Regions from separate parts of the Homo sapiens genome. Here region 1 is linked to region 2. Evidence: chromatin loops called from intact Hi-C (ENCODE). Cell type or tissue: PC-9. All regions are shown on one strand. Each heading gives the region's core, and the rest is flanking DNA. Links, peaks and the distances in the headings are about the cores only.

Region 1 (11,941 bases), core at 4,264-9,263, 51 kb after region 2:
GGAGAATCGCTTGAACCCGGGAGGTGGAGATTGCAGTGAGCCGAGATCTTGCCATCTTGCTGCTGCACTCCAGACTGGGTGACAGAGCGAGACTCTGCCTCAAAAACAAAAACAAAAACAAAACAAAACAAACAAACAAACAAACAGAAAAACCTGAAATGGAAATGAAGTTCTTGATAAAGAGGAGCACTGTAACTGTAACAGGATTAATGAAATCTGACACCCTCAAGACTATCATTTTGGGAAAGAATCCTAAGCTAAGAGACCAAGCATTAAAAATAAAACTTAACAAAACCAAAATGACTCTTTTAGGGGAGTGAATAGAAAAGAATAATTTGGAGACATAAACCTTCTCTAATTTAAAAAAAATGTCGATAGCATCCATTTTCAGAGCTCTTTTTATTTATAAAAAATAAAACAAAAAAAGGATTCGAAAATGGCCAGATCAGCGATCATTTTAGCCTAGGCATCTTTCTTTGCTGCAGATTTGATAAGTACACTTATTCATTTTGGTAGCTATTTTATCGATTCACTCATTCACTTAATAAAGATCATGGAGAGCCAAATAGTGCACTGGGTGCAAGGACTAGGTATGAAAAGGCAATTTTGGCCAGGTGCAGTGGCTCACGCCTGTAATCTCAGCACCTTAGGAGGCCAAGGCGGGCGGATAACTTGAGATCAGGAGTTCAAGACCAGCCTGGCCAACATGTTGAAACCCCGTGTCTACCAAAAATATAAAAAATTAGCCGGGTGTGGTGGCATGCGCCTGTAATCCGAGCTACTCAGGAGGCTGAGGCAGGAGAATTGCCTGAACCCAGGAGGCGGAGGTTGCAGTGAGCCGAGATCCCACCAATGCACTCCAGGCTGGGCGACAGAGCGAGACTCACTCCATCTCAAAAAGAGAGGCAATCTCTTCTCTCAAGAGGAGGGGTAAGAAAATGGGCACTTAAAGAGCTGGCTGCTAAAACGGATGTATGTAAATTAAGTACCTGAGACTGTTGGAAGAATCAAGCCAGAGGAGGGAGGTTTATGAACAATCATTGCAACCTGATTCCAACTTCGAATTAAAACAGAATTTTTTTAAAGTTTCATGGTAATTTTAAAAATCATAGTTATAAGTAGTTCCATGTTTTTTTCTGTTTTCAAAGTAAATTTTGGGCTTAGGCTAAAGCTGTCACAGATATATGTATTAATAATGTCTACTGCCACAATAAATTACTTTCCAGCATCTTGTTTATATTTCCCTGTTTGGGGATAATTAATTTTTTAATAGCTTCATAAGCTATGAATTACAACTCATTGACTATTGCTTTACAATGATCACAACCCAAACACATAACATTTATCTTTCATTAATGTTTTGTAATAATTATGTTGATTTTTCTTTTCTTTTTGATCTTTAGTTACAAGAAGAGGTACACTGAAATAAGCCAGTTGCTTTAGAGATACTGTAGAGAAGTTTTAAACCACAGAGATAGTCACTAAAAATTAGGATGTTTTGATTCATTGTGGGAAGTACTTGTAACTAATTTATAAGTTTCTTGCATATGACTATCTTAATACAATATTGTACTGGGAATATAAATGGTTCATTTCCTTATAACCGCATTTTGGGGGATCTAACCAATAGTTTGAACTTTCCAAGATTCTCTTAAATTTTAGTGGAATGGATGGTACAGATAAAGAATTATTTTTAATGAGCTCACCTGTATAATTTATCTATGTCAGCATTTGCTTAGTTTTCTAAGTGAATTTAAACTTGCCAAAAATTATATTACATGCCATATACAGTTTTGAAAGAAAAAAGAAAAGCAAACAATTCGAACTTTTCTTTGGGAAAACTTAGTGACTTGTGGACTGGGGATTCTCTAGAGACTCATATTTTGATTTGAGGCAAGTCAGTTAACATCCAGTGACCTATACAACACCAAAGTGGAAGAAGCAATGCAGGCCTATTTTTAAAAGTGGCTTTAGGATCAAATAAAAAAATACAGAAAAGTACTGAGAGATGCTATGCTGTGGTAAATAATGCAATAGAAAAATAATTGCCAGGCTGGGTGCAGTGGCTTAATTCTGTAATCCCAGCACTTTGGGAGGCCGAGACGGGTGGATCACTTGAGATCAGGAGTTCGAGACCAACGTGGCCAACATGGCAAAACCCCGTCTGTACCAAAAATACAAAAATCAGCTGGGCATGGTGGCACGTGCCTGTAATCCGAGCTACTTGGGAGGCTGAGGCAGGAGAATCATTTGAACCTGGGAGGTGGAGGTTGCAGTGAGCCAAGATTGTGTCACTGCACTCCAGCCTGGGCGACAGCGTGAGACTCTGTGTCAAAAAAAGAAAACGAAAAAGAAAAAGAATTGCCAAATAACCACTGGAAAGACTGTTAACTGATTCGAATCACCTACCTACATTGACCTCACTTCCTACGTAGGTCTCGGATCTGCAGTCCATTAATTAATTCAGTAAAAATTTAGAGAGCCCTGCGTCTATCTACGGCTATGACAGCTGTTACTGCACATTTGGCTCACATCCCTCAACAACAACCATGATTCCCCTGTGAATCCCCGCATCATGAAACCACGCCATATAGCCTGTATTTCTAAGTTGGTTATCCAGGTAGTCTTTAAACACATCTAAAATCATGCGAGATAAGCGAAAAACGGAAACTAGAATAAAGATCTTCAAACTGGGCTCCGTGTAATCACAGGTTTACTTTGTGGAGGAAGGAATCACTGTGGGTATATTCAGTTTGTATTTGTATCATCCCTACCAGGCCACAATCTGAAATTTGTAATTCTTTTTAAATAAACTATCAGCAGAAGAATCTCAAACACTTTGAGTCTGAAAATTACCAAGTTTAAAAATTCTTAAAGCAGTGTATTTTCCCATAATAATAGTCTAATATAAACAACGCCTATGAATTACAGAAAGAAATGCAGAGAGCATTTTTATGAATGAAGTGGTGGTTCTTAGTAACTGAAATGCAGGTAACTTCTGTAAAAACCAAAGATAAAACTATGGACCATTAATTCCAGTGACCTCACTTTTTTAAACTTTTGTTTTACAGCCTTTTGTAAATATTCCCTAAAATAAATAATCAAAGCATTTCATAAACACAAAAGTATGATTTCAATCATGTACAGTCTATAGTAAACCTCTACATGATGGTCTTGCATCATTATTCAAAGTATATTTGCTAACTTCCTACCTATTACCCCTTTAACACAAATGAAAGATACCAGAAGGTGGTGATCTGGCTTTCAACTCCAGACAAAGAAGCCAGACGTGGACTCTGCCCCTGGACAGCTGCGTGCTCTTGGGCTGGCTGCCCACAGTTCTGAACCAGTTTCCTCTTCTGTAAAAAGGGAATAATATTACCTACCTCGTCAAATAATAGTGAAAATGAAAAGAGATCTCGTACATCAGGGGCCTAATAATACAAGGCCTGCCAGACAGTAGGCCCCTCTAATCCTTTGGCTCAGCAAGCCCTCCCACAATGATTCCAGAGAAAACACAGGCCTGCAGACAGAACCCTGTTTGGACTCCCTCCTCAAACCTTCAAATCCTCACCCCGCTTCCCACCCTCCTGCAAAGGCAGAGAGGTACCTCCTTAGGCGTAAAGCTTCCTCAGCAGCTCAGGGACTTCGCTCCCGGATATCCCCCAGTGAGGGGATAATTTGCATTCTGCATTTTCTTTACCCTCCTTGGCCTGGATCCTTCTTTTTAGCATTAAACACATTCTAGTTTCTTGCTTTGAAAAAGAAAGGAAACATCTTTGACTCCACCTCCAGGACAGTCCTATCTTTTGCCTCCACTCCAAGGCCACATTTAAAAAAAAAAACTTGCTTGCACTGACTGGGTCTGGGTCTGGGCCCCACCTCCCACTCACTCCTCCGTTTACTTTAATTTGGCTCTGACTGGATCAAAGCCAAGGAATGTTTGTTAGTAAATCACCGATGATTTCCCTGTTGCTCCTTTCAGTGGCCACTTTTTGGTTCTTACAGTATGAGGGGTAGGGGCACTACTGACTGCTCCCTCTGAGAAACCCAGCCCTCAAGTCCACGTATTTGTGACACCCTTGTATCCTGTCTTTCCCTAGTATCTTTTGAGGGTTTCTCTTTCTCTGGCAGTTCCCCAAATGTTGGTCTTTCTCTCTCTCTCTCTCTTTTTCTTATTTCTCCCTCCCTTCCAGGTCTTTCTCAAGGCCCACTGAAGGGCTCTTTTCTTCTCTTCTTCAACATTCTTATCCTCGTGTGTCCACCCATTTTCAGAGTGTCAGGAAATGAGGTAACCCTATGTCCCTATTTGCCCCAAACAGTTCTGGTTTCTGCCTGTTTCCCCAGAATGATTAGTAGCACCCCAAACCCTTAAGAGTCCTGGTTTGGATGGTTACAACGGACCATCCCCTTATCAATTCCCATTTGTATGCAGATGACTGAGAATTGGGGCAATAAAGCACACTGGCTGAGAGGGAGGGGCTCTGGGGTTGGCCCCCTGGGTTTGATCCTGCTCCACTGCTTACTAGCCCTTGAGTCCCTGGGCCTATTAAGCAACCCCTCTGCCCTGAAGAAACCTCATCAATAAAATGGGAACAATATTACTGCAGTTTTCCTAACAAGTGAGGGTTAAATGAACACATGTAAAGTTATTAGCATGACACCGCCACATTTCTAAGTGCTCAGTGAATGTAGCTATTATCTTTGTCTCTAGCCCAGACCTGTCTCCTGAGTTTCAGACATATTCAGGTAGAGAGAATAAAGTTATCTGGGGTTGGAGGGGTAGGAGGTAGGAAAAGCAGTCTATGCAGGCCCCTATCACTTCCCAATTCTCTCTCTTTTTTTTTTTTTTTTTTTTTTGAGATGGAGTTTTGCTCTTGTTGCCCAGGCTGGAGTGCAATGGCGTGATCTCAGCTCACCGCAACATCTGCCTCCCAGGTTCAAGCGATTCTCCTGCCTCAGCCTCCCAAGTAGCTGGAATTACAGGCACGTGCTACCACGCCCGGCTAATTTTTTTGTATTTTTAGTAGAGACGGGGATTCTCCATGTTGGTCAGGCTGGTCTCGAACTCCTGACCTCAGGTGATCCACCCTCCTCGGCCTCCCAAAGTGCTGGGATTACAGGCGTGAGCCACCACGCCCGGGCGTTTTTTTTTTTTTTTTTTTTAATTTTTTTTTTAAGAGATAGAGTCTCACTCTGTCACCCAGGCTGGAGTGCCATGGTGCGATCATGGCTCACTGCAGCCTTTATCTCCCAGGTTTAAGAGATCCTTCTGCCTCAGCCTGCCAAGTAGTTGGGACCACAAGTGTGCATCCCATGCCCAGCTAATTTTTTAAAATTTTTTGTGGAGACAGGCTCTTGCTTTGTGGCCCAGTCTGGTCTTGAACTCCTGGTTTCAAGTAAACCTCCTGCCTTGGCCTCCCAAAGTGCTGGGATTACAGCCATAAGCCACCATGCCCAGCCACTTCCCACTTCTCTAGACACTCATTTATCTTCCCATCAAACTGTGGCTGAATTTCTCAAATAATTGTCTTGTGACCTTTGAACAGTCTCCCTAAATGTAAATATTGCATTGACCAACAATGGGAATGATGGCAGCACATTCTCACCAGGCAATTTCAGAGAGCTGCTGTATAATTTTTCTTGAAGCACTGGCTGGGAATACATAATTGGGTGGAAATATACTTTGCTTCTGAAATGTGTGGATAAAGTCATTTTTATTTTTGATGACTGGTTTTGTTTTAATTGTGAAGAAATCCTTAGGTTGATCTGTATCCTGGCAATCATTTAAAAATTTTCATGTTGGCGGGGCGTGGTGGCTCACCACCTGTAATCCCAGCACTCTGGGAAGCTTAGGCAGGAGGATCACTTGGCCCAGGAATTCAAGACCAACCTGGACAACATGGTGATATCCCTTTCTTAAAAAAAAAAAAAAAAAAAAAAAGAATTTTGATGTCTAACAAATATTGGAAACAATATATATATTTTGAAGATATAGCTTAGGGAGGAGGGGAATGTTGCAATATATATTTTGGGAAGCTGAGCACAGTGATCAATGTCACATTTGTTTTCAGTTTTATGGTTAAATATTTTACTTTCCCCCAATTTTTCTTAGTCCTTAAAAAGTGTGTCTTTGATTAAAACATTATTTTTTAATTGGTATAGTTTTAATTTTATATGTTTTCTTACATAAAACTTCATCATCTAGGTTTTAAAGTTTCAAATTCATTTAATATGTTAGAATAATTCCAACATTTTGCATTCTGTAAACTTTTTATGTCTTGGGATATGATCCTTTCTTCTTGGGATCTTCTGAAAGCCCGCAGGGAACCATAGGGTTTGTATAAGCCCAGAGGGCCTTTTCTCATGTCTTTATGTTTGTCTCTGTGACTCACCTTTGAATGTTCCCCAACCCTTTCCTGTTACTGAAATTCTGCTCCTTCATTAAGACTCACGTTAAAAGACAATTTTGTCAGAGAGCCTTCCCTACTCTCCTAGATAGAAAAATCTCTCCTTCCTCTGAGGGATGCCTCTACTTAACCTTTGGTTCTGTTTTGTTCTATAATTAACTGCCCATGTGCCATTCTATCCCACTCTATGCTAGTTCTGGATGGCAGAAGTGGGTCTCACCCATCCTTGTACCCCTCAGGGCCCAGTGCCTGTGCCTAGTAATCATCGGCACTCACTGAGCACTCACTTTGTGCCAGGCCTATTCCATTCTCACAACCCGGTGAAGGAGGAAGTATTATTATCTCCATTTTATAGATAAGTAAACTGAGGCATGGAGAGGTTATATAAATTGCCTAAGGTTGGCTGGGCATAGTGGCTCACGCCTGTAATCCCAGCACTTTGGGAGGCCGAGGTGGGTGGATCACCTGAGGTCAGGAGTTTGAGACCAGCCTGATCAACATGGTGAAACCCAGTCTCTACTAAAAATACAAAAATTAGCCTGGTGTCATGGCACACACCTGTAATCCCAGCTATTCAGGAGGCCGAGGCAAGAGAATTGCTTGAACCCGGGAGGCAGAGGTTGCAGTGAGCCAAGATCGCGCCACTGCACTCCAGCTTGGACAATAGAATGAGACTCTGTCTCAAAAAATAAATTAAAAATAAATAAATAAATTGCCTAAGGTTGCCCAGCTAGTAAATGGCAGAACTATTCTTTTGACAATGTATCTTCTTCTTCTTCTTCTTTTTTTTTTTTTTTTTTTTTTGAGGCAGTGTCTCCCTTGGTCACCTGGGAGTACAGGGGCATGATCACGGCTCACTGCAGCTTCAACCTCCCAGGCTCAATCAATCCTCCCTCCTCAGCCTCCTAGGTAGTTGGGACTTTAGGCTCATGCCACCACACCCATTATTGACAGTGAATCTTCTGAATAATTAGATAAGCTTAAGGTTTCCTTTTGTTTCTTTAGGAAGAAGTATGGCTCCAAAGCCTGAGCTTTTAATCTCAGCTATAAATACTTGTTTAAATTAAGAAGAAAAAAAATCATATTATCTAGAAAGAAATATTTGCATGTAGCTTTCCTTGTTATTCTCTGTTGAAAAACAAAACAATATTTTGTGCACAGCTTTAAATTTTTCCATGAGAAAACAAAGCAGGTGTGAAATAACTTAGTTCGATTTTCATCACTCTGTTAGCTAGTCTTCTTAAAAGCCGATGGAAAACCCAGTGCTGCACTAAAGCTATATTTGTGTTTCAAATGTTTAGGCTTATGCTGACTACTCTAGATTCCAACCAGTGGCTGAATTAAAAGTTCCCATGGATGAAAAACAAGGGCGATTGGAGAGCTAATAATGACGAGTGCTTTCAACTGATGAACAGGTTGGATTGTGACAATTCTGCTCCAGGACTAGCTACAAAAGTCCATTTACTCAGTAACAGGAATCTAGGGTTGAGTCAGCAGGCCTGGATTTCTTCCACCTCTAATGCTTACTTTATCTTTGTGCTACTTAGTTTTTTACTTCTTAAATGGGGGAAATAGCACCTATGCTCCTCTGAAGGGATTACCCAAAAGAGTTTTAAAAATGGACATTATTTTATTATTGTTGCTATCATTATTGTTACCATTTTTGTAGTATTTAAATTCTATGTGTAATAGTGTTTCTATGGAAAAAGAAACTTTTTTATTTTTGTTTTTTGAGATAGAGTCTCACTCTGTTGCCCAGGCTGGAGTGCAGTGGTGCAATCTTGGCTCGCTACATCCCCTGTCTCATGGGCTAAAGTGATTCTCCTGCCTCAGTCTCCGGAATAGCTGGGATCACAGGCATTTGCCACCATGCCCAGATAATTGTTCTATTTTTAGTAGAGGCGGAGTTTCACCGTGTTGGCCAGGCTGGTCTCGAACTCCTGACCTCAGGTGATCCACCCACCTAGGCCTCCCAAAGTGCTGGGATTACAGGCCTGAGTCACCTTTTTCCACAGGCGGCCGATCTATGGAAAACATTTTTTGAATTTAAAAATGAGAGCAAGTCTCAGCCAGGTAGAGTGGCTCACACCTGAAATCCCAACACTTTGGGAGGCCAAGGAGGGACGATTGCTTGAGACCAGGAGTTCAAGCCCACCCTGGGCAATAAAGCTACACCTCTGTCTCTAAAAAAAAAAAAAAAAAAGAAAAAAAATTAAAAATGATCAGGATGTGGTGGCGCATGTCTGTAGTCCCAGCTACTCAGGAGGAGGCTGAGGTGGAAGGATACCTTGCACCCAGGAGTTTGTGGCTGCAGTGAGTCGTGATGGCACCACTGCGCTCCAGCCTGGATGACAGAGCAAGACACTGTCTCTGCCTTGGCTTTTACTCACACTATGTTGTAGAGGATTCTGGAAACTTGAGTTCCCACTGCTTTGCCTGTTGGCAGTGCAACTGAGGACTTGCCAGTTTCAAGCTCTACGGCTTGGAGCGGAAGAAAGGACAAGCAAGGTCCAGGGACTAAGGAAGCTGAGGAACAAGAATCTTGTGCTGGTGAAATGAATGTCATACTGCCTATGCACACCGACTAACTTCTCACATTAGGCCTTTCCCCAGGCCATGGTTTTCCCCACTTCAGTGCCAACAACGGACCTAGGGGTTTTTCTCCCTGCTGCCGTGTCCAGCCGAGCTCTCGCTTCTCTCTTCTCCTCCAGCTCCAAAAATAAGTCAACAGCTCTGCACTGCCTACCTTAGAGTTAATTGTGGAAATCAAATGAAATGCTGTGTAAACTCTACAGATGTTCGCTGCTATTGTTATTCTGAGCCACCTTAGCATATCTGGAAAGTGGGCTTAGTGGTTAAGGGAGATTTCCAGTTAAATGAAGCATTTAACTTATTATTTAGCAACATTAATTATTTAGTGGCATTATTTAGCATACCCTCCAAAAAGTATTTACATGTTTTACCAGTTTATCTCTTTATTCTTCTTAAGAACTCTAAGAAGGGCGCGGTAGCTCATGCCTGTAATCCCAACACTTTGGGAGGCCAAGACGGTCGGATCACCTGAGGTCTGGAGTTCAAGATCAGCCTGGCCAACATGGTGAAACCCTGTCTCTAGTAAAAATATAAAAATTAGCTGGGAGTGGTGTCGCGTGCCTGTAATCCCAGCTACTTGGGAGGCTGAGGCACAAGAATTGCTTGAACTTGGGAGGCGGAGGTTGCGGTGAGCAGAGATAGCACCACTGCACTCCAGCCTGAGCAGCAGAGTGAGACTCCATCACAAAAAAACAAAAACAAAAACAACCTAAGAAATTATTTTCTTTCTTTCTTTCCTTTTCTTTTCTCTCTTTCTCTTTCTTCTTTCTTTCTTTCTTTCTTTCTTTCTTTCTTTCTTTCTTTCTTTCTCTTTCTTTCTTTTTCTTTCTTTCTTTCTTTCTTTTTTTTTCTTCTTTCTCTGTCTCTCTCTCTCTCTCTGTTTCTTTCTTGTCTCACTCTGTTGCCCAAGTTGGAATTCAGTGGCGAAATCATGGCTCACTGCAGCAACTCTGCAGGCTCAATCAATCCTCCCACTTCAGCCTCCCTAGTAGCTGGGACTACAGGCCTGTGCCACCATGCCTGGCTAATTTTTATAGTTTTTTTTAGAGACAGGGTTTCATCATGTTGTCCAGGCTGGTCTTGAACTTAGACTCAAATAATCCACCTGCCTCAGCCTTCCAAAGTGCTTGGATTACGGGTGTGGGCCACCGCACCTGGACTACATATTCTAATTTTCTCCATTTTATACTTTTAAAAATTAAGGCTAAAAGATTGAGTAATCTGCCCAAGGTCATCCATTTTATAAGAAGTAGTGCTGGAAGTAAAACCTGATGCCAAGCCTTTGTGGTCAACCACAACATACAAGATTGCAGACAACAGATGCCTCACGTCCCTTCTCCAGTTCACAACTAAATTGGCTGTTTTCTTTCACTGTCCATTTTAATAAATTTACAAGTTTATCAATCACTAATATTTTTGTTATTGCCAAGCACCAGTTGTCTCTTTAGTGTTACATGGGGTGGGCTGAAGGAGGCTAGGGTGCTGATTCCTGTCTACAGTAAGTGCCCAAAAAATGATGGTCTCAAGAAAGGCTGGTCAGAAATGCCAACTTAAAGTTTCAGATAAAATGGAAAAACTGAAAAGTACTTACTCATTAAAGTAACTGGTGATTTTTAAGCATCTCTCTCAGTTGATTCTAGATCTCGTCCCTAGATAGCTTTCTTCCTCTCCTGTAGATCATTGTGACCAGACGGGAGATCTCAGAGCTTGGGCTATAGGGGAAATAGGTTAGCCTCTGGGTGCTGCTGTGCTTGCAAGCCAGCGTCTGGGGAGAAGATGACATTTCCGGTGGCATCTGGGGCAAACGACACAAGTCAGCATTTAGTTTCTTGCTTTAGGAAGCGGAAGACTAATGACCGAAGCTTCAAGACTTTGACATGTGTGAAAACATGAAATGGTAAGTCAATACAAAGACAGCATCTTCCTGGAATTTGGTTTTGAGCTTGTTTTCATTTCACCTTTCTCAGTAATCTGGGTGTAGCTTATTTTGACTCTTCCTTTGATTAAACAATTCAGACCCTTGGCTCTTATTGTTCTTGCTGGTGTGGTATGTTCACGGCTGAAAAGATGGTCAGAAGGGGAAAGGAGGAAGTGAGAAGAAAGAAACAGGGAAATGGTAAGAAGAACTCTACTTTTCTAAATAATATTTAATAGTAGTAATCTTGTGTTTCTGTGCAAGGTGTTACAGTTTACAAACCGCTTTTATTTTTATTTATTTATTTTTTTTGAGACGGAGTTTTGGTCTTGTTGCCCAGGCTGGAGTGCAGTGGCATGGTCTCGGCTCATTGCAACCTCTGCCTCCCAGGTTCAAGCGATTCTCCTGCTTCAGGCTCCGAGTAGCTGTGACTACATGCACCCACCACCACACCCGGCTGATTTTGTATTTTTAGTAGAGATGGTGTTTCACCATGTTGGCCAGTCTGGTCTCGAACTCCTTACCTCAGGTGATCCACCCGCCTTGGCCTCCCAAAGTGCTGGGATTATAGGGGTGAGCCACCATGGCAGGCCACAAACCGCTTTTAAATCCTTTCACTTCATCTCTCCACTGACGTCTTGATGGAAAAATGGCTCAGTCCACACTACAGGAAACCACAGGCCTGAGCCCCAGCCTCAGCTAGATCCAGTATGTGGCAGAGCAAGATAAGAACTTTCTGCTTCCTCCCTTAGTGTTCCACTTGAAACCAGCAGGTAACTCAAGGGGACAGCGTGCTTAAAAGGGAGATGGTTCGTCTGGCGCTGTGGCTCATGCCTGTAATCCCAGCACTTTGGGAGGCCGAGGCGGGTGGATCACCTGAGGTCAGGAGTTCGAGACCAGCCTGGCCAACATGGTGCAACTCCGTCTCTACTGAAAATACAAAAATTAGCTGGGCGTGGTGGTGGGCCCCTGTAATCCCAGCTACTCGGGGGGCTGAGGCAGGAGAATCGCTTGAACCCAGGAG
Region 2 (11,941 bases), core at 2,788-7,787:
TGGGAGGCCGAGGCTGGTGGGGTCACTTGAGCCCAGGAGTTTGTGACCAGCCTGGGCAGCCTGACGAAACCCTGTGTCTACTAAAAATACAAAAATTAGCTGGGCATTGTCATGCACACCTATAGTCCCAGCTACTCAGGAGATGGAGGTGGAGGTTGCAGTAAGCCGAGACTGCATCACTGCACTTAAGCCTAAGTGACACAATTAGACTCTGTCTCCAAAAAAAAAAAAAAGTCTCCTGCGTATTGCCATAATGTCTTGCTCCTAGACAGGGCTCATTAAATATCGGTAGGTGAATGACTTAATACCTGTTTCAGATGCTTCAGGAATTAGCAAACATCTGTAACTCTTGCTGAGCTAAACCGGAGTATCATGTAGAAAAATATATAGTAGTAGTATAATTATAGTGGTATTAGATTATCCTAAAATCATAAATTTAAGAGGCATCCAAACACATGTTCTTCCTGAGAAACTAATTCTGCCTATTTTCCCTGCTTGGAGCTTTTTTACCTGCAAGTCTACAGACTATAATTTTTGAAAATAGATCCATATAAATCTTTCTGGAACTATTTATGTAAATGCTTTATTTTCCAGTAATCTCAGAGAATTGGCTTTCTGTACCCTGCTAATCTCCTTCTCTCAAAACAAACCAAACAAAAAGAAAACATGCTCCAGGAAACTGAGCATTCTCTATGATCTAATTAAGCAACACAGAAATATTGACATTCCACAAGTACTGACAATTATTTTTTAGCCTAAAAGACAAGAGTAAGTGTAATTATGTTGCCAGTTTAAGATCTACCTTGGAAAAATACAAACTACACCATCAAGAACTCTGTATCCTGCCTGTAATCCTAGCACTTTGGGAGGTTGAGGAGGGTGGATCACTTGAGCTCAAGTGTTCGAGACCAGCCTATCCAATATGGTGAAACCCTATCCCCACTAAAAATACAAAAATTAGCCAGGCATGGTAGTGGGCATCTATAATCCCAGCTACTCAGGGAGGCTGAGGCAGAAGAATTGCTTTAACCCAGGAAGCAGAGGTTACAGTGAACTGAGATCGTACTAGGCAACAGAGTGAGACTCCATCTCAAAAAAAAACGAAAAACAAAAAACAAAATTAAAAAAAATTATCAAAAATCAATGAGAAAACTTGATTAGTAATTAACTCTTTCTGCCACCAAAATGTCAGGGGTATAGTCTATGTCCCATTGCTCGCTACACAGAAAGCCAATCACTGATACAATGAGTATTGCCAGGGAAGAAAGGTTTTATTTAGGTGACGTGAGCCAGGGAGATGGGAAATAAGTCTCAAATCCGTCTCTCCAACTGACTAAAGTTGGGGATTTATATATCAGGGAAGGAATGTAACTATGAGCAGGAAAACAGAAATCAGGGAGGAGTAAGGAAGAGGTGATGGTCAATAGGAAGCACGCAGTCAGTTTGGGAATCATGATGGGTGAGGGATCTGGCATCTCATTGTCTGGATGCAGTGATCTGGTGAGTTTCAGTTCCTTGATACTATCTGAGAAGGCCTGATGATGATTTCCTGAGAAAGGAACTCAGATTGTAAGTTTCAAGCTTTAAGACCAGGAGGGTCAATTTCTATGTTTATTTTAAAAGACTGAAAACATCAGTTCTATGGGAAAATTAGACTGGTTTCATTTCTACTGCACACAAATGTTTCTCCCAGATACATATGTTAGGAAAGTCAGTATAAATCCCAACTTGTGTATGAAGTAATATACCTTCTGCAAGAAAGTCTCTCCTTTAAGTAATGGAAACTTAGACAATGTAGAAACCTAAGCCTAAAATAGCATTTATATTCTTTGGAAGCACTTGTCATCTGTGATGTGATATACAATATATTTCCGTACCTTTGCCTAGAAAGTTGGCCAGAACCCATTTAAATGTTGTTGGTTTAAAAAACGAAATGACAGGCTGGGTGTGGTGGCTCACGCCTATAATCCCGGAACTTTGGGAGGCCGAGGCAGGCAGTTCACCTGAGATTGGGACTTCGAGACCAGCCTGACCAACATGGAGAAACTCCATCTCTACTAAAAATACAAAATTAGCTGGGCGTGGTGATGCATGCCTATAATCCCAGCTACTAGGGAGGCTGAGGCAGGAGAATTGCTTGAACCCAGGAGGCAGAGGTTGCGGTGAGCCGAGATCACACCATTGCACTCCAGCCTGGACAGCAAGAGCGAAACTGCGTCTCAAAAAAAAAAAAAAAAAAAAAAAAAAAAAGATAGACTTATTTTTCACATTGAAACCCTTCAAGTTCTGCAGCAAGGAGAAATCCAAAATAGCTTGCCTAGGGGGCATCGAAATGCCAATACCCAATGGAAGAAAATATCTCATCAAGAAAAAGGTCAAGTTAAACCAGGAAAATGGGAGATGGAATCTAATTACCGTCTCCTAACTCAACATTTAATCATTAGGTAAGTACCATAAGAGAAGATAATGGATGAAAAGGAACATCATAAAGAGAAAGAATCAAAATTACCAAAAATTGTTTAAGAAAGAGAATGACTAGAATCATCCTTTAGGATCCACACCACGAATCAGGTGGCATCATAGTGCACATTATAATGAAATGCAGTTACTTCTCATGATTAAAGGACTTGGAGTGGGGACCCAGACATACTACTTTCTCCAACTTCATTTCATTTTAAGACACAATTTTCTTCCATCATCATTAAACATTTAAGAAATTATTGTGTGTTTTATAATAAGAGAGGTCAGAATGTCTACCTGCTGGCACACTGAGGCTTTTCCTTCTACTTCGGCTGCTATTGTTCTTTTCTTTTCTTTGAAAAAAGACCTGTTCTGTTTCCTTTGGCAATCATTCCTGTACTGTCCTAGGTTTGGCATGCTTCCTGTGACTCCGGCCTGTCTAAAGCGATTCCAGAGGGCAGATCAGTCTTACACTCTCTTCCCCACTTTTCTCAGCTCCTCGAGGACAGCCTGAGTATGTTATGGCTTTCGACAGACAGAGATGTCAATCAAACAGCTCAGCCACCTAGGCTCTCCTCTCATTATTAGGGATGTTTTCCCTCCAGAATCCTCACTCTTATCTTGCTGTGTCTCAGGCAACAGTGATGCCATCTTTTCCACCAAGAAGTCATACACTGAACCTTGAGTTTTTCCCTGAAGTCTCTTTTTTTCTCAGAATTGTTTTATGTTCTTTTGAGTAGCCTTGAATAACAGCAGCATGTGTACCTGTTGATTGTGCTGTCTTTATGGGGCTTCTCCTTGGAGCTCCTTTTGAGCTTAACAGAGAGTCTCTATATAGAAAGAATCACTGTGCACAGAAAGATACACTGGCTGGCACCATGAAGAGCTCTGTGAAAAAGCAGCCTTTATTTTTGTTCAGTGAGATTAATCTGATTAATTCTAACGCTATTATGTTTAAAAACAGCTCATCAAGAAGACAAGCAGAATGATGTACGTTTGATGGCATTTTGGAGTTGCAAAACATATTCACAACACTCCCAGGAAACTGAAGCTCAGAAAGCAGTCCTATCTCCAAATTGCTAGATTTTTCACTACATTGGACCATATAGAGGTCCTTTCCTCCTCAGAGAGTTCTCAGTGAGCACTCTTGTTTATTTCTCTCTGCCTAGGTGTGGTTATTAATTAATTAATTAGTTCAATGATTTGCTAATTTATTCATTCAATACCAGCTCCCAAAGCCCCCTGTTCATTCCCAAAAGGATTTAGGGTGGACGGTTATTATTCATGAAGAAAAACAAAAGGACAATCTTGTTACTCAGCATTTTCTTCACAGAATCCTCTGTCTCAGTGCTGGGTATCTGCTCCTTATCTCTGCCAGCCAAAGAGCAGAGCCTGTTCTTTGGCAATTGCCTTTGCCTTTCTCTTCTGGGCAGCTTTGAAGTATCTGGTTAGAACAGTGCCTGGATGCCTCTCCCACTTCTACTGCTTCACTCTGAAGATAAATGGTTTGTAAGTATCTCCTTTGAGCTGAAAGCCCCCATGTGCAAAACATCTTATAAAGAAAAAGAAATTTCAAGCAGCTTCCCACTGGCTTTCCCTAGAAACGATTAAGTGTCCGTGCATTTAAAATGAATCTACATGATGGCAGGATGTGACACTGGCTGGGTCCATCAGAGCTTGTTCACAGAAACGACTGATACGTAGAAATTTCTCCATACATTCCCCACGAAGCACGCACTTGTTTTTCATGTATACTAACCCTGGAATGACTGCTTTTACAGAAATATATGGCCTTCTTTACCCAGCCTCTTTCAATTGCCATTGTGAGTTCTAAATTCCTCCTGCCTGAGATCTAACTGTGCCATACAGCTTTTTTTCATTTCCCTCATCTGCTCAGGAAAATGCTCCTAGTGTTTCTAGGGAACTTTTCTGATTAGAAGGATTCAAACAAAGAAAATGGCTCAGTTGATAAACATGACCATCTTCCACTTCAAAATGGACATACTCTTTGCCATATGTCGGGAATTATGGAGAGATTCTTTATCATCCCATTATACTCAGCTGTTGTTTACTTTTTGTGAATCGAATGTTGACAATTATAGTCTGAGGTTTTTTTTAACAGCATATGCTGAACATGATAAAATATTTAGAACAACTTACTTTGGACTTATAATTATGCTACATCTTTCAGCCCTTTTATGACTAAATTAGAACATTTAGTAATGTTTGGTGACAACTCCCACACTTTGTAAGCACCACAGAAAAAATATAATTTATTTAATTGGTTTTCATTTGGAAGGGAAATAACCCCATTTCAAGCATCTCAGTGTTAGAAAAGACACTGTATATTCCCCACAAAAATACACAGATGCTCATACATTTGGGGAATTAACATATATCTTCCACAAGGAAACTTAGGAAGGTTATTTCATCATTAATTTACAGCCATTCCTTTTACCTACATATTTTTGCAGAATCACTATTAGTCACCTCCTCTTTCCATCACGTATTCTTTACAGAAGCCCTGAACTTCAGACAGAGACGAGGCTGTTAAATTCTTGTGGGTTTCCAGTGCCACCACAGACAGACTAAATGGCATAATTCATTCAGTAAGTATTTAAGGAGTGCCTACCCTATGCCAGGTCTGTGCTGGGCACTGGGATTCTGAGATGAACTAAATATGGTCCTTTCTTCAAAGTGTTCATAACTTAAAGGCAGAGACAAAGAAGAAAATGCACAATTAAAATTCTGTAGAGAAGAGGGGACTCAGAAGGGCATCTAACTTGGCCAGGATGAGAGAATAGGGGTGAAGCAGGGCAACTGAGAAATATTACCAAGAGTAAGTGACTCTTGAGTGGGTAAAGGGGAGAGAGGAGCTTCATGCAGCGATACCCCCCATTCAAAGGCATGAAGGCAGGAGAAGGCTCCCCTGAGTCAGTGGTAGCCATTAGTTCGGGGTTGGGGAAAAGAGGTGAAGAGATTCAGACTAAGAAGTTAGGTACAGAATAGATGGTGCTGGGCTTTGCACTTGAGCTTCACACTGAAGGCAGTAGGGAGCCCATGAAAGATTCTGCATTTTCTCTGGTTTGTGATCCAGGAGGGGTAGACAGGAGCTGGACAGAGGGCAGTCTATGCCAGATAAACCTGGACCAGGATCAAGGCAGAGCATTGCAGAGGAAAGGACAGATATGAGTAGCCATTTAAGGTGAATCAAATATGTTTTGTTTTGTTTGTTTGTTTGTTTGAGACGGAGTCTCGCTCTGTCGCCCAGGCTGGAGTGCAGTGCGTGATCTTGGCTCATTGCAAGCTCTGCCTCCCGGGTTCACGCCATTCTCCCTCCTCAGCCTCCCGAGTAGCTGGGATTACAGGCACCCGCCACCACGCTTGGCTAATTTTGTTTTTGTATTTTTAGTAGAAATGGGGTTTCACTGTGTTAGCCAGGATGTTCTCGATCTCCTGACCTCGTGATCTGCCCGCCTGGGCCTCCCAAAGTGCTGGGATTACAGGCGTGAGCCACCGCGCCTGGCCGATCAAATATGTTTTAAATGTAGATAATCTTACTTGCAGGGAAGCCCAGGCAGAAAAACTGGAGAAAAGAAAAACATGCCTCATTCCCTTCCTATGACATCCTGTTGTGTCTGAGCTTTATTACTACAAGGTGGGGACACAGACTTTTCTAATGATAGTGGGCTATTTAGCACTTAACTTTAATCAGACCTGGTGCTGAGGCACTTTACATGGAAGGGGATCAGAATATGCCACCCCAAAATATGCCACTTTAGTGTAAGGATTATTTTCAGCTGGAAGCAATTGAGAATCAACAGATGCAGAAAGAGTTCTTTCCTCTCCCCTTATCTGACTAAAAGCAGGGCACAAATTTGCCTTTGTGAAGGTGTTTCCTCTGTGCCAGTAAGGGAAGAACAACCCATCACCAGAGTCTAACCACTTCTTTGAGTTTCACTCCTTTTTTGTGAACTCCTGTGCATGTAAATATTAATAAAAATTTTGTGTCTGCTCTTTTGTTAGTCTGTCTTTTGTTAGGTTAATTTGCACGCCCCCAGCAAAAGAAGAGAGTAGAGGAAAAATTTTTCCTCCCCAACAACATACATCATCTCACTGAACCCTTATCCCTCTTAGTGCGGAAGGTACATACCCCATTTTTTAGATCCAAAAACAAAACTAAGGGATGTTAAGGGGCTGGTCCAAGGTCACGTAGCTAACAGGTGGCAGAGCTGGGATTTGTACCCATGCCTACACGACCACACAGCCTGAACATCCAGCAACTATCCTGCAATTCCAGTGTGTAGGAAACACAGTCTAACAGAGTTAGCAGACAGGGATTGGAGCAGCGTAAAATCCATATTCTAATTCTAGCCCCATTACTATCAACAAAATATTAATCATGTAAATATTTGTGTTGTTCTTTATAGTTCTGATAATAAAGTCATTGCTTCAGTGGTATGACCTTGAGTAAATCGTGTAACCCATCTGTGTCTTAATGTTTTCCCATGAATCAGCACATGGCTTTTAAATTCTTACTATGTTTTAAGTCCTATTCTAATTGGAAGACTGTAATCTTTTATTTTGTTTGAAATAAAATAGCAATGATTTTCACCCTCTTTGTGAGCCCACAAACAAAACAGTAGATATTTAAATTCTGTGGTTACAAGAAAATAAAACAGAAAGAAGTCCTTTCAGTTCTGCTAAATGCAAAATGAACATATATGCAGGCCAGGTGGGGAAGAGATGGGCTGCATTTTTGTCTTGGGCATTAACCAATGTAACTAAGTGGTCAATTGCTATAATTTGAAACAGGAAGGGAAGCAGAAGAACTCCTGTTGATGCTGTTATTTTAAGTAGGTGCATGGTCTATCCTTATCTGGGTAACTTGACTGTCTCAGGCTTGACTAAGCTGCAAGTTCCAAGTTGGTCATATTAACACTGTTTACCTAATCTCAAAGCTCTGAGTGGTCACCGAGGGAGTCCCTAGGAGAGTCATTGTTGATAGAGAGGGTGAGGAGGGAGTAAACTGTAGTTCCCCAGGCTTTTGGACAAGGCTTTTGTTGAGGGGATTCAGAGAATGGTGGGAGCAGAAGAGAGCCAGTGGAATGGAGACAGAGCTGAGGTGGGGAAGAAAGATGGAGCAAGACATAGCAGCTGCTGGCCAGGCACGGTAGCTCATGACTGTAATCCCAGCACTTTGCGAGGCCAAGGCAGGTGGATCACCTGAGATCAGCAGTCCGAGACCAGCCTGGCCAACATGGTGAAACCCCGTATCTACTAAAAATACAAAAAAACTAGCTGGGCGTGGCGGCGGGCGCCTGTAAACCCAGCTACTTGGGAGGCTGAGACAGGAAGAGGTTGCAGTGAGCCAAGATTGCGCCATTGCACTCCAGCTTGGGCGACAAGAGTGAAACTCCATCGCAAAAAAATAAAACAAACAAACAAAACGACATAGCAGCTGCTGCAGGAGAGAAATTTCAAAAAGTGGTGATGAGACATTTAGAAAGGTTTGGGTGTATGATATGTAAATTTCTCTTTCGTCTACAAACAAAATTGCAACAAAACTCTGCCTGGTTAAATGTTGTGCTGGTTATTTGACTGTTTGCCTCCAGATCCATCCTTTGTGTCTGCTCTGTATGTCTGACTGTTGCAAGCTATGATACCCAGGCTCTCTTGACCACCTGTTTTAGCCTCACTTAACCAGCGAGAGGTACTGTTGGAGATTGGAGGTTGGGAGGAAAGGGGAAGCCAAAGTATTTCTTGTCCTCTTTTTCTGCCATGGGAGGCATATCTGGCAGTAGCTGCCCTCCTCTGTGGCTCCAGCTCTTGCCTGAATATTTCTGTTATAATGCTAGTGTCTATCAAGGGACCCCCAGATCCTTCCTTTGTCTCTCCAGTCTTAAGGGTGGGTGGTGGCTTCCCACTTGCTAATCTTTGGGATGCCTCATCTACCCTAGTGACTATTTTAGCTCCTCTAACACCTTTATAATTAATTCTTCGTATTTAATATCTTCTATTTAATAACCTGATGGGACCCTGATCAATACAGAGGAGACGTACCTTTTTTCCTCTCCTGGTTTCTATAACGAGGGAGTTCTCCAAGCACATGTTTTGTTTCCCTTAGCCCTTTTATTCATCCCACCCCTAGGGCTCTGGAGTGAGTAATTGGATGGTAATTTTGGAAGAATCGCTGAGCATGTTGGGTCAGCTTTGCTGCTTCCTATTAGGAGTGGGCATTCCAAGAATGCACAGTATCTCTCTGTATTGCAAGTCTTGCCTGGGCAGGCCTGCTCTAGCCTAGCAAATGCCTGACTATGGGCAAGTCTGTCTGATTTTAGCCCACTTGACCACCAGACCTAAAACCTAGTCTTCTAGCCTGGCCTCTGCCGGTAACAAAGGTGATCCCCATTTGCTCTACCTTTGTTTTATTTCTTCAACTTGTTCAGGATGCAAGTGAGCAAGAAGAGTGCCATTTATTGTGGCTCCCTCCTTCAGAGACTTTAACATTATTCATCAATTCTTTCGGAACTGGATTTATGATTTTTTAAATATGCTATAGTAACAGAGAAGGCCTAAAGGTAGGGGTGTGTGGACTGAGCTGGTGAGACAATGCTTCCCTCCTTAGCAATTTCTGGGACTCGCCAGTTGATCCCACATGTGTCCATGGATCAGCCCTGCTTATTGCTTACTTCCCAACTGCACTCTGTCTCACCTAACAGGACTACAGTGGTGCCATTGAGCTAGAATATTATTCTCAATGGCCAGATGCTTTAACCAAAATTAATGTCTGCTCATGCAGTTGGAATCCTACCATATGATGTTGCTGTTGGAAGTAAAGGCCTGCTGTACTTCAGTGTCAGTAAGATTGACTTCCAGTTGTTTCCTTATGATTCCTGAAACCACTGTCATCCCTAGCTCCCAAGGCAAGACCTTCCTCCCTCGTGCAGAATTCTTCCATGGTCATCCCCATCATTCTTCCTGTAATCTGGCTGCTTTGGAACCACCTGGCATGATTTGAACACAAGCATACATGTCTAGTCCCCTCAGATGTATGTGGTTCAGATTTTTTCTCCCTAGGAGCGCCTCAGATTCTATATAACTCAGGGGCTCAACGTATATACCAGGGGAGGGTTGTCCCTACACTGCGCTCTCCAGAAGCATCAAGTCTCAGCTATAACCTCGTGTCTATATATATATATATATATAGTATATATATTTTGTTTTTTTGAGACAGAGTTTCACTCTTGTTGCCCAAGCTGGAGTGCGATGGCGCAATCTCAGCTCACTGCAACCTCCACCTCCCAGGTTCAAGCGATTCTCCTGCATCAGCCTCCCAAGTAGCTGGGATTACAGGCACGTGCCACCATGCCCAGCTAATTTTTTTGTATTTTTAGTAGAAATGGAGTTTCACCATGTTAGCCAGGTGGCCAAGATCACGCCATTGCACTCCAGCCTGAGCAACAAAAGTGAAACTCTGTCTCAAAAAAAAAAAAAGGCATATTTCTTCAGTTGTATTTGAATACCACGATGGGGTCAGGATTCTGGGACAAGAAGTAGCCAAACTGAGAAACAGATTAGGACCCTGCTGCCGAGGATGTACTTCAGCCCCAAGCATGATGGAATTGATGGAATTGAGGTCATTTATAACAATCCTACACAGAAGCACTGCAGGTTGACTTAGAGCCACTTGCATTTATAATGAAATTTCAGTGATAGGGAACCACTGAGAATGTGGTGGACTCTTTCTTCCTTCTTTATTGTATCCTTGTGGAGCACCAGTGCGTGGCACCCAATATGGGAGTAACCAGTGACGAAGGAATGAATGAAGTTTTAGAGAATTTCTAAGCAGATCATATAGCTCTCATAAAGAAGACAACCATGTTTGGTGCAGCAGTCTAAGACCATTTATTTTTAAAATGCCGATTTAGCCCTTTTCTTCTTGTTTCTAAAACCCTAATTTTTCTTCTGCCATTTTAAATATTTGTCCTGTTATGTTTACCACCTTTCTCCCTCTTATCTATGGGCAACAAACTCCTTGTTATGTGACATGATTAAAGAACATGGATTTTCTTTTGGTTAATGGATTCCAGAAAGAATGGAGCAACTCCTTCTGCTACTATCATCCTCCCTGTTCTTAGGCAAGTTGTTTAACCTCTCCGGGACTTATATTTCTCACTCTTAAGTGACATTAGTAAGAGGAATTCTATGGATCTCCTGCAAGGCATGAGTGGAAGACAAAAAAACAGTTGGAAACGCTTTCTTATTAGCTGGTTGTTGTGGCACACACGTGCAGCCTCAGCTACTCACTCAGGAGGCTGAGGTGGGAGGATTGCTTGAGCCTGGGGAGTTGAGGCTTCAGCGAGCTGTAATAGTGCCACTGCACTCTAGCCTGGGCAACAGAGTGAGACCCCATCTGAATGAAGGAAGGAAGGGAGGAAAGAAACACTTTCTTGAAAGTTAAGCCAGGTGCAGGGGCTCACACTTGTGATCCCAGAACTTCGGGAAGTGGAGGCAGGGAGATGGCTTGAGGCCAGGAGTCCCAGACCAGCCTGGAAAACATAGCAAGTTGCTCCATCTCTACACAATAAAGTCAGCAGAGTGTGGTGGTATGTCTGTGTAGTCCTAGCTACTCAGGAGGCTGAGGCAGGAGGGTCGCTTGAGCTCAGGAGTTCTAGGCTGCAGTGAGCTAGGATCGCACCATTGCACTCCAGCTTGGGCAACACAGGGAGACCCTGTCTCTAAAACAAAACAAAAAGAAAGAAAAAAGAAAGTTAAAGGCCCTGTATTTTATATGCAGATCATTATCACCAATGTAACCACAAAGGGACAAGTGTGATCACCAGTACAGTGAGAGCCAGATATAATATGGTTTTCTTCTTTGAGGTCCGTAGGCCCCCAGAGTTCCTGTGTATATACCTTGGTCATCAGAATCTCCTTTGAATGAGAGACACAGAAAAACATATTCAAGAGAGAAATAGAGATGAAAAAAGGTGCGATTCTGATAATGGTTCAGGAAGGAAACACCTTTCTTTGGATGTAAATTGGGGTTACCTGGGAGCTGAGGAGAGAGTTTCCTGTGTGACTCCCAAGATCTTTTGGGCAGGTTTGTGTGATGTGGCCTTGTCCTTATAGTAAGGAGGATAAGAACAACTGGGAAAGAAACATTAAAGATATGTGTGAGGGTGGGGAAATTGATGGTGTGATAATGATAATGACAGCTACTATTTATCTAATGGCTACCAAATGCCAGGCACTTTATTCAGTTTTGTACTACATTTATCTCTCATCTTCCCACTGCACTATGAGTTAGGTGTTATGATTCTTCGCAGATCAGGGTATAGGTTGAGACAGGGTTCTTAACTTGCCCAAAGTCATAAAACTACTAAATGGCAGAACCATGATGAACCCAGACAAATTTAACTGTTTTTGTTTTTGTTTTTTGCTTAGCTAGACTAATGTTTGCAAGTTCCAAGGGAAG

What was found. Hi-C counts contacts between places; a loop is a spot of excess contacts. Peaks named below come from ENCODE experiments on the same cell type or tissue, not always from the same donor. Only the 100,000 strongest peaks of a DNase experiment are listed, where the experiment ranks them.
Region 1: a loop joins it to region 2, with 12 times the contacts of the local background. A loop is called at or near these places in 15 of 110 quality-filtered maps.

What each region holds. Positions count from the first base shown.
Region 1 is chr12:47,215,342-47,227,282 of GRCh38, reverse strand. PCED1B (PC-esterase domain containing 1B) reads right to left here. Exons shown (of 4, transcript NM_138371.3): 3 at 10,594-11,061. PCED1B-AS1 (PCED1B antisense RNA 1) reads left to right here and starts at 10,840. Exons shown (of 3, transcript NR_026544.1): 1 at 10,840-10,899; 2 at 11,019-11,118. RefSeq lists enhancers at 3,652-4,382, 4,383-5,113, 5,114-5,845, 6,141-6,641. In PC-9, for the core only: no CTCF peak of the experiment used is centred there; DNase peaks (open chromatin) are centred at 5,502 and 6,392; H3K4me3 peaks cover 577 bases; H3K27ac peaks cover 2,909 bases.
Region 2 is chr12:47,264,510-47,276,450 of GRCh38, reverse strand. No RefSeq gene overlaps it. Among named protein-coding and RNA genes, the nearest start is that of PCED1B-AS1, 54 kb to the right of the region's middle. RefSeq lists enhancers at 4,456-5,655, 7,996-8,045. In PC-9, for the core only: no CTCF peak of the experiment used is centred there; DNase peaks (open chromatin) are centred at 3,450 and 5,000; H3K4me3 peaks cover 972 bases; H3K27ac peaks cover 5,000 bases.